Regions from separate parts of the Homo sapiens genome. Here region 1 is linked to region 2. A link is a contact called in ENCODE Hi-C or POLR2A ChIA-PET data. All regions are on one chromosome and are shown on one strand. The core of a region is the stretch at or near the end of the contact, and the rest is flanking DNA. Distances in the headings are between cores, read along the strand shown. Region 1 has its middle 23 kb from the start of SPP2. Region 2 overlaps TRPM8 (transient receptor potential cation channel subfamily M member 8).

Evidence for each region. Hi-C counts contacts between places; a loop is a spot of excess contacts on that map. ChIA-PET counts read pairs that join two places held with the same protein, here RNA polymerase II (POLR2A). Pooled maps may share reads with other maps.
Region 1: a loop to region 2 is called in a map of CD4-positive, alpha-beta T cell, with 5 times the contacts of the local background. The contact joins two enhancer-like sites. A Hi-C loop is called at or near these places in 8 of 168 maps with a recorded cell type or tissue (CD4-positive, alpha-beta T cell, CD4-positive, alpha-beta memory T cell, CD8-positive, alpha-beta T cell and 2 more) and 13 of 50 pooled maps. POLR2A ChIA-PET finds 5 or more read pairs at or near these places in 11 of 52 experiments (BJ, CD4-positive, alpha-beta T cell, CD4-positive, alpha-beta memory T cell and 7 more).

The regions. Positions count from the first base shown.
Region 1 is chr2:234,025,229-234,030,288 of GRCh38, reverse strand. No RefSeq gene overlaps it. Among named protein-coding and RNA genes, the nearest start is that of SPP2, 23 kb to the left of the region's middle. Within about 2 kb of position 3,413, at least 2 of the 41 ENCODE cell types and tissues checked have a DNase peak (open chromatin) inside an H3K27ac peak, as active enhancers do; they include CD8-positive, alpha-beta T cell and natural killer cell, where a contact is called at or near this core.
Region 2 is chr2:233,987,737-233,993,409 of GRCh38, reverse strand. The region is part of intron 21 of TRPM8 (transient receptor potential cation channel subfamily M member 8); the gene reads right to left. Among named protein-coding and RNA genes, the nearest start is that of SPP2, 60 kb to the left of the region's middle. RefSeq lists an enhancer at 2,834-2,883. Within about 2 kb of position 2,714, at least 4 of the 41 ENCODE cell types and tissues checked have a DNase peak (open chromatin) inside an H3K27ac peak, as active enhancers do; they include CD8-positive, alpha-beta T cell and natural killer cell, where a contact is called at or near this core.

The sequences.
Region 1 (5,060 bases), core at 2,164-4,663, 36 kb before region 2:
GACTTATACTCAAGACATTCACATGTTTTATTTCTGCACATCTCGATACTAAAGTCTAAGAAATATACAGAATGAATAAAATATAATTAATTAATGTCAAAAACTGTGAAGGGTCTGAGATTTCACCAAACACGCAACTAGCATGAGTGCTAAAAGAAGACACAAGATTATTTGTTAGAGATGAAAGACAGTTTATTACTTACAGCAGGTGCCAGGGTTTCAATATTTTTTGCATTGGTTACTTGAGCTACAATTCCCACAAAGCAACACGAAAATAGCCATATTATACCTGCATATGCAGTCAATTATATTTCCAGCAGAACACTGATCTGAGAGAAATGGAATCACTTATTATGGGCAGGAAGCACACCTGCCCTTTTCTTTAGAGGAAGACATTATCTTTATTATATTGGGAAGCTAGCATGTCTGTCCTCTGTTCTGAAGGGGGACTTCATCTGTATCTTCCAAGGCTGTTCATTACTCAAAATGCTTGAATAGACAGATAGTCAGAAACAAAAGTAGTCAGTATCTCTATTCATAACATGTGCACAAACATAAGAAACCAATGGATAGTTACCCCCCAATAATGAGCTGATTTCTTTGCTGATTCACCTATTAAATAATACTTAGTCATTATGTGTCATGCACTGAGCTGAATGTGGGGGATACAATAGTGAGCGAACCTCGATATGATTCCTGGCTTCAGAGAGTTTACACTTCAGTGGAGAAGATTAAATATTAATCAAATAATCTCATAAATGCACACAAAGTGGCAACAGTGATGAGGAATCTCAAAAGAGGTCAATGGCACTCAGGAGGGGCTCCGTAGGAAGTGTTGCAAAAGTACATCACAGGAGTATTTGAGGTAGGGAGTCAAGAAAGGCTTTCCTGAAAAAGTGGATCTTGAGACCTGAAAGGCAAATCAGAATTAATGAGGCGAAGAAGAGAGGCCAGAGGTTCCAAGGCAGATGGAATAGAGCAAGAAAAGGGCCTGCAGTAGGAAGGAGAATGTCATTCCTGAGTGAGGGCATCATACAGTTTGCTCAGTGTGGTCATATTTTATGCCTGTTGTCCAAGACTAACTATTAACAGCATCTCTTTCCCTCTCCATAGTGTCCTTGAGAAATTGAGATAGAGATCAGAGAGGGAGAATATGTATCAGATAAGGCTAGAAAGGTAAGTAGGACTAGAGATTTTTTTTTTTTTTTGAGACAGAGTCTCACTCTGTCACCCAGGCTGGAGTGCAATGGCATGATCTCGGCTCACTGCAAGCTCTGCCTCCCGAGTTCGAGAGATTCTCCTACCTCAGCCTCCTAAGTAGCTGGGACTACAGGCACCCGCCACCATGCCTGGCTAATTTTTTTTTTTTTTTGTATTTTTAGTAGAGACGGGGTTTTACTGTGTTGGCTAGGATGGTCTCGATTTCCTGACCTCGTGATCCGCCTGCCTCAGCCTCCCAAAATGCTGGGATTACAGGCGTGAGCCACCGCGCCCAGCCAGACCAGAGCATTTTGAGCCTTATAGCCCCCAGTAACAATCTTGTTCGTTAATCCAAGAGCAAGCGGAAGCTATGTAAGGGTTTTAAATACTGCATGATCAGAGTTTCATTTTGAAGAGATCACTTTGGTCTAGAGTTGGAGAAGAGTTAGAGGAGGGCAGGAATAAGTAGGTGCACAAGGAAGTGTCGAAGTCTATTACTGTGCTTCAGGCAAAGATAACAGTCCAAGTCTAAGCTGGACAAAGATGCAGCGGTAGGGAAGGAAAGAAGTGTTTAGATTGCAGAGATGTTTAGAGGATACAATCAACAGGATATGAAAAGAAAAGTAAGAGGGTGCCAAAAATGACTCCAAGATTTCTGCCTGGTGGAAACATTAAAGAGTGGCAGGGCATGGTGGCTCACGCCTGTAATCCCAGGAGTTCAAAACCAGCCTGGCCAACATGGCGAAACCCTGAATCTACCAAAAATACAAAAGTTAGCTTGGCCGCAGTGGTGCACACCTGTAATCTCAGCTACTTTGGAGGCTAAGGCAAGAGAATCGCTTGAGCCTGGGAGGAGGAGGTTGCAGTGAGCCTAGATCGCACCACTGCATTCTGGTCTGGGTGACAGAGTGAGACCCTATCTCAAAAAAAAAAAATTAAAAAATTAAAAACCATTAAAGAGTGTATATCAAGATGTCAGTTGGATAAGCAGAGAGGGGCTCAGATAGGAAACCTGGGCTGGAATTATAAATCTAGGAATCAACAGAATCTAGACCATAACTGAAGCAATGGGTGTGAATGAGCTGACCCCGGGTGGTCCAGGAGAGAGCCTAAGACAGAGAAGGAAGGAAGGCCAAGATTCAGTGGTCAGAGTAGGATGAATTGCAGTCAGAGGGGACTAAGAAGTAGCAGTCAATGGTATGAAGAAAACCTGCAGACTGTGGTTTCCAGAAAATCAACAGAAGAAAGAGTTCAGGAAGAAGGAAGTTGTCAACAATGTCAAATCTGCTGGGCAATGAGGTAATGGGAAAACTGAAAAATGTCATTGGGTATAAAGACATTGAGATCACTGGCCAGCTTAGAAGGAGGAGCTTCATGGGGGAATGAAGGCTGTAGTGGACTGGAGAAGGCTAAGCAGAGAAAGAGAGGGAAAGCAATGGAGACAATGAGTATAGGGACATTTCTGAAAACTCAGACTACGAAAGAAAGGAGACAGAAAGGGCAATGGGAAGAGGGAGGGCATAGGCTTTATATAGTGAAAATGGGAAAGGCTTGAGCAAATTGAAATACTTCTGATGGAAGTTTCCAGTTGAGAGAGGAAGAGGTTAAGGGAAGGCGAGAGGAGGGGTAATCACTGCTACAAGGTTCCTGACAAGAATGGAGGGGATGGCATCCAAAGCACAGGAGGAGACAGCTGACCTTAGAGAAAACAAAAGAACACTCCTCCACTGCAGTAGAAAAGAACCCTAACGTTCTGGTCCAGGTGGATGAAGGTCTGTAACTTGGAAGAGAGAGATTGAGAGAATTGCTATTGGAATGGAAAAGTAGAAAGTCAGACTATTTGCCAAGACTACAGAAGGAGATTGGGGAACAAGAGGAACCAAAGCCTTTGAGGATAATGGAGGTCTGAAATGGCCATGACAGAGAGTAGGGAGTGGGTAGAAGGAGAGCTTCAGACAGAGCACACGCTTACACGCACACACACGCACACAAGCGAGGCAGGGCCCAAAATCCTGCTACTCCTCCTCTCCACACTCGGTAAATTCTCTCGAATGCAGCCGGGCGGGCCCCCTTCTTCCTTTCCACTTGCCTCCCTGGAACCTTCCTGTTTCCTCATTTTTCTACCACCAGGTTCATTCCCACAACCAAAGACTGCCTGGTGAACCAAGCAGGAAACTCCACCCTTCCGAAGGCTGTGAGAGGAGAGGGAAGGTGTGAACACTCATCATTTAACACCTGTCCTTTCTGCCCTGCCACATTTACAGAAATCACGTAAAAGCAACCAAAATGGTCAAGAAGGTTTGTTGTTGTTTGTTTTGACCAAAGCCATGTGCTCTCCTTCCATTTATTCTAGCAGTGACAAAATGTCAGTATTTCAAAGCAGGGAGAGCCTGCATAATTATTTGGTTCAAATCATTCCTTTTTCTAATGAGGGAACTGAAGCCCAGGGAAGCTTCATGATCCGTCTCATCAGTGGGGTTTTCACATTCTTTGAGAATGTGAAATACTGGAGAATTAATCTGAGCAAATCATATGAAGAGGTGAGCCGTGGTGCTCAATGAAAATGAACTTATCTTCCCTCTCTGAACTCAAAAGTGCTTCCATTCAAGTCAAATGCTCTTCAAGTCTGAAAATGAAAGCCTCCTGCCTTTTAATGGGGAGAGAAATTGTGTCACTTAATTGTGGAAGGATCAGAAGAGGAAACCTCATAACAAAGGAACCTAAATCCAGGATTCTGGAGCTCTCAGCAGTGGAAGGAAAATGATTCTCCTGACCTGGAAATGACCCTCCCTTGGAATGAGAGTATTGTGGTTGCCTGACACTCCGAAGGATAGCAGTGCTCAAAGTCCTGGGGCTTTGATGGGTTTTGAAGGGGCTGGAGGGTGGGGGAGCTGGGGAGTAGGAGGGGGCTGTGGAGGGAGAAGGATGGGAGGTTCTGCAGGGGACAGAGCTATTGCTTGGTGTTGGTGTCCTCAGGCTGTCCCTGGGGAGGGGGCTGCTAGGGAATGGACTGTGGAGAAACCTGCAGGGGGCCAGGAACTCAAGTCTTGTCAGTTCTGGGTCACTGAAGGCACATGGCTTAGAATAAAGCATCCATAAATCGCCTTATGCATCGGAAAGAAACTGACAGCGGGGCTTGAAAGGACATCCATTTCTGGAATAATCCGAGAGTGTTGCAGCTTCAGCAGAGCAGATTCAATGGGGAGGAGGGGATTTTCATTTTGCGGTGGTTTTGCCCCCATTGGGAGGTCTATCCAGAGGACGTGAGAGGTGAAGCTGAAGGCAAAAACTCTCGCCATCAACCCAGAGGGCAGTTTCTCTTGAATTCTTCACTCATCTCTGAAAAAAAGGAACCAAACATCATAGCCATTTGCCAGTGCAGAAATGAAAGCAAGAGACGCGGTGGAGGGGGGGGTGGGGGGCGGGTGGTGCGAAGGAGGAAGCTCAAAGGTAGGGTGAAAGGCATGTGAAACAGGGACAGAAACCCCGCACTATTTACAGTCAAGTGATTGGGAGTTACCATAGTCATAATAGAGACAGCATGCATTTGGAAGCATTATCTGTCCCTTTGTACTTACTTAAAAGCGATAAGGCAAAACACGCACATGGAATTTCAGTTATAGCCACACAAAATTACTGCAAATGCTATTTTCCCATCTCATAACTTAAAAGGAAAAAAAAAGTGCTGCTAAAGCTCTTCATTTGGAGACCTGCAGCTTTGTTGTTGGGTTTTGTTTTTTTTGGGGGGGGGGGCATGTGTGTGTGTGTGTGTGTGGAAAAAAAGCACTATACTGGGTGGAAAATCCACTTTGGGGTTGAGGGTGGCAGATGCACTTTAATACCCACACCCTATGCAGGGG
Region 2 (5,673 bases), core at 1,465-3,964:
AGTGCCCATGAATAAGGCTTTGTGTTTGTATCATTCCCTACTTTTAAAGAGCTCTGCCTCATAGGTCACCAATCATTTGTTCCTCAGGACAACTGGGTTGACTGCACGGCCCCTCCTGCTGGAAGAGTAGCTTCCTCTGTACCTCAAGGGCAAAGGTGGATCCAGTGAGCAGCAATGCTTTCCCAGACAAATAGCAAGAACTCTTATGGGCATCCCAGGGGGTGTGAATGAACCAGCTGATAACTGGACATTAATACCCAAAAGCCGTTTTGCATAAATAATGCATATTCAGGATTGGCTAGGCTGAGATTTATTTATACACCGAGGTACAGCTGACCCATATGGCAGCAGCTTCCAAAATGTTCTTTTTCTCTCAAGTCAGTCCAGGACTCAGCCAAATAGACATGAGGGTTCTCCAGAGGGGGGCTCCTAATGGAGCGATGCTTCCACCTGCTTTCCTAAAACAATGTTTATATTCTGTAGACATTGTTTTCAAATTCTGTAAAGGGGAGACTGAACTCTGCAGAAAAGGATTTTCTGGGCCAGCACGTGCACACCCCCTCAGCAAAGCAAGCATTGTAGCAGCTTAGAGACCATCTCTCATGCCCAGGGTCTCACCCGCCCCATCTGAGATGGTTCTTAAAGTCTCCTTGACAACCAGTGGCCATCTGGTGTTGTCCCTGAGAGAATTCTGCAATTTTCCCTTTGTGCATCTCCAGCGATATCTTGTGCCCTTGGCGTCCTGTCCCTGGCAAACACCTAGCTGGCTGGAGACATGCAGTGACAGCTGAGGTCCATCTCCTGAAACCAGCTGAGCAGGAGAGGAGGAGGAAGGAGAGGCCATGCAGAGGGACAGCAGTTCAGAAACTCACTGAGAGTGGAAATGGTACCAAGAGGGAACAGACGTTTAGAATTCAGATCACTTTGTACATAAATGAAGTCCAGAAGTACCTTAAAAGAATAACACACCATGACCATGGAATAGGATGACTAAATATTAAGAACATTTATGTCATTCATCTTTTGTACAATGCATCATAATACTAGATCAAAGGGAAAAATAGCATTTCAATAACTGCTAGAAATCTTCTGGCAACATATAACATCCTTTTCTGATTAGGAAGAGAAAGAGAAAGGAGCTTAATAAACAAAAAAGAGGAGGAACTTTCCATGACATGATAAAAAGAAAAAAAAAGAAAAGTAATTTAGTAAGGAGACTCATTCCAGAATAAATAAGGAAAACTTTAATAACCTTCTTACGTACCAAAACGTAGTCACTGAAAAAACATAATAGAAAAAGTACCTTACTTTTTTCCCCCTACCATAAGTGGCTGGAAACAAATTAACAAGGAATCTGCCAGATCCATATGAAAAAGACCATAAAACTTTACTGGGAAATTATATATGTTTGAATAAATGAAAATCATAGCATTTCTTCTCAATAGTAAGATGCCAAATTCCCTTAAATGATTCTACAAACCTAACATCATCATAATAATATTCACAAGAATTTTTGGGGGAAGGAGAAAGAAGAAAGAATCCACAAGATAAGCCTTAGGCTCCTCTGTACAATTAAATATACAAGAAATGCCAGAAAAGTTTTGAATAAGAATAATGAGGGAAACTTGTACAACAGATGTTAGAACGCCTAAAAGAAAAAAATACTTCAGTAATCAAAGCCATTTGGTAGTAAAAACCAAAATACAAAGACAGATCCACAGAACAGAATGCAAAGTCTGCAAAAAATTCACAAGGAAAAAGTAGATGCTAAAACAATGGCAGAATTTTCAAATACACTGAAATACAAGAAACTTGTCAGCTAATTCCCTATCAGATGGACACCTCCTCCAAACTTTGCGTAGATTTCATGGATTTTCCTTTGTCGCTCCTTCCCCAGCACACAGGCAGTATCTAGCCAGTACTGCCCCATGGCCCGTGGTGACAGTGACTTTTCGCTCTCTCTGATGCGCTGGTGTGTATGTTAAACTGTGTAACACATCCTGGTTCCCCTCTCATTCTGCAACATCAAAAAAGCAGGTACAAAGCCAACAACAGCCAGCAGTAAGAGATGACAAGCGATTGGATCACACTGATTTTGGAATTGATAATTCAGGTTAGTATATTGCTAACAGAATAACCAACTAAGACTGTGCCATATACTTGCACGAAGACCCATGACATTTCTCTTCAACTTCAGGAAAAAGTCCAAATTCTTTAATATACTATAAAAGACTCTCCATAACCTAGCCCCTGCCTACATTTCCACCCTCCCCGGCTGCTGATTCCTCCCTAGACTAACATTATCTCCCCTGCTTCTACCTCTCCTACCAACACTTGGGGCTCTGGGTACATGATCTTTCAAGCAAACATCACCTCCACCTAGCTGCTGCTGCAGATCCTAGGCTCCCCCAGCCAACAATCTCACAATTAATAACTCCCTCCTCTGCAAATAGCCTCTCCATGCTGTTTGTATTACATTATATTATATATATTATATTCATATGTTTCCATGTCATCTCTTCCCTTAATATCAGGGACTTAACCTTTCTCTGCCTCCCACTCCTTACGTGTAAAATGGCAATAAGGCTGCACCTGAGGCAGGTTAGATGAGGTGGTCAGAGCCTCCCTTGACAGGAAACAAGAAACTTGTCAAATTGATGAAGAGAACAAACCACCTAACAGTGCACAGACCGCATCCTGAGCTCGTGGTTAGAACACCCTACAGCAAAAAGGCAGGAGCAGAAGAGAAAAATCCCCACATTTGTACAAGCACAGAAACCCGTGATTAGTGTCCTTGGGCTGACCTGTGCTCATTATAATAGTAAAAAACACACCCCCAGGTGGAGATTTAAAATGCTTATAAGACATGCGATGGATGTACTAGCATGTACAGCCACTGCACATGTGGACCTAAGAAACCACTCCTAACATGCTTAATAGCAACACCCCTTACCACCCCTTCATGAATAATCATGCAAATTTCCCATAAAGGGAGATCCCCCAGTATTAGACAGAGCTGTCTTGCCTTTGAGTGGCCCGTTCTGACCGGCTGCTAGAGTGTACTTTGGCTTTGCAGTCAACTCTCTTGCTTGCTTTTGCTTTTGACTCACTTTCAAATTATTTTCTGTCCCAAAGTCAAGAACCTGAACTAGCCCACCGGCTACACACCTACACAGAAATGAGTAATAATTAAATGAGGCGACCCCTGTAAAGCACTTGAACCTGTGCCCAGCATGGGAAAGCTTCAATAAATATTAGCTATTGTTACTATTACAATTATCTGCGCTCTTCTTTCTATTCTTTTCACCCCAATTCAATAACCTCCCTTAGACTGTTCACACAGCACTCAAACCTTTAGTTTGTATCAGGTCATTATTTTCTTCCTTCTACTTTTCTGCATGTTTATATTACTCCTAAGATCTGAAAAACATTTTTAGAAATTATTCTACAGCAGGACATGTTTGACGAGTCCTTTTCAGAACTGCCTGGGGTGAACTTATCTTCAGGGCACAATGCTTATAAATGCCCTAGCTCCTGGTAAGTCGACCTGGAGTCATTTACTGACTTTAAATTCACTTCCTGCCGCTGATAAGCCACACAGGCCCTGTGATCGATAATTTTAATGTAGAATAATCACAGATGTTCACATCCATTTCCTTTCTCTGTTGAATACCATCTAGAGAGCACTCCAATACTCCTTCAGAATTCCCAAAGGTACATTTGCATTGCAGTTAATAAGGTTGCCATTGTGTATGGTTAAGCTTTTAAATGAGTATTTTGATGTGGTGCCAGGGAAGGGTCACATCCTGGGGCCATCTGCTCACAGAGTAAGCCCTGAACAACTTTAAAAATGATCAGAAACAGTGTTCCAAGGATTTAACCTAAGGATAACAACACGGCGTCTCTCGCTGTTCTGGTGTCCCCAGACAGGTATTAGCCAGGAAAAGGCCTCTGGTTTAAGCCGGAGCTAATCGAGGAGGTTCCCCAAGGACAGGGATGTTGCAAGCTGTCACACTTAAGCACTGACTGGGGCAACAGTAGGATGTGATGCAGTGGCTCTGGCCTCGTGGGGAAGAGACCTGAGTTAAGCCAGATAACGCGCGGCCAGGACCACAGACGCTGAGCTGCTGGGACTTCATCTCCTTCACCTGAAAGTGACAGACGAGGCTCCCATCTTTCTCAGCTCCAAATTCAATCATTTCATTATCAAAATGCAGGTAATGGATTACAAAAGTGCCCGGTTCTCATGAATGGCTCCTTCAGACAGCTCATGTGCATAGATTCAAAAAAGCTCTAAATATTTTACCATGTGCCTCGTTGAGATTTACCAAGTTAGCATAACTCAAAGGCCATGGTTTTAGGAGCTGTTGGTCTTTTTGTTTAATGTCTGTAAATATAGTTAGTGGTGAGTTCTTACAGGACTATCCAGTGTAGCTATGACATCTTATCACTGTAAAGAAAAGCCTGAAGCCATCCCACTTCGCCCTCGCCTTTGCTTCAGGTTTTGGGATTGGTCTGTTTTGCTCCCTCTCTTGTGGAGACATAATCACCCATAACCTGCTGCTTCTCTCTGCAGCTCAGATGTTGGCCCCTCTGACTTTTGGACACTATTTGGACATCATGACATTGGCTGGCTGCCTGTGAGTCAGACAGGCTTCTGGATCCTCAAGTCCCTCCCTGCCACCAGCTAGGTGGTGAGGGAGAGTTTCCCCTTCCCTTCTTAGGGCCATGTGGAACTAGCAGCCACATAATCTTCATGGCCCAGGCACCTGGCACAGAGCAGATGTTAAACCTTTACATGATGATTCTCTTGCTGATTTGTTACTCACCATTGGTGCTTCTCAGTATATAATACACCAGGAAGCTAAGCTCCTAATAACTAAATAATGAACTAAACATGGGTAAGAACCCATTTTTTTCATTCATTGAATAAACCCACAAAGTGACAGGTGCTGAGATGGCGGGCACAATCTTCACCCTCCAGAGTTCGCCATTCTCAAGGAGAGAAGGTTGTTACCATGCAAGTAAAAGAGTGCCATAGGGGCTCAAAGAGTCTCTGTGTGAAGTGGGGAGGCCATCAGGTACCACCCTGGCAAAAGATGATTCCTGGCTCTGTAAAGGGCAAGCAGAAACTGGGCAGGAAGAGAAGTTCGGGATGGAACAGGCAATCCAGACAGAGGACAAGTATGTGCAAAGCATCAGGCATAGCAGTTCACCCTGTTTAAAGAGGAGCATATGGGAGGCCTGCCGGGGGACAGAGAGCAGGGGATGAGCATGGTGGGGAAGCTGAGAAGACTGAAATTTATCCTGAATGCTGTAGGGAAATATTGAAATCCTTCCAGAATTTTAAGCAGAACAATGACTGTGTTAGTCCATTTTCACACTGATGATAAAGACATACCCAAAACTGGGCAATTTACAGAAAAAAAAAAAAAAAGAGGTTTAATGGACTCACAGTTCCACGTGGCTGGGGAGGCCTCACAATCATGATGGAAGGCAAGGAGGAGCAAGTCACGTCTTACGTGGATGGCAGCAGGCAAACAGAATGAGAGCCAAGTAAAAGGGGTTTCCCCTTATAAAACCATCAAATCTCGTGAGACATATTCACTACCATGAGAACAGTATGGGGGAAACCGCTCCCATGATTCGATTATCTCCCACTGGGTCCCTCCC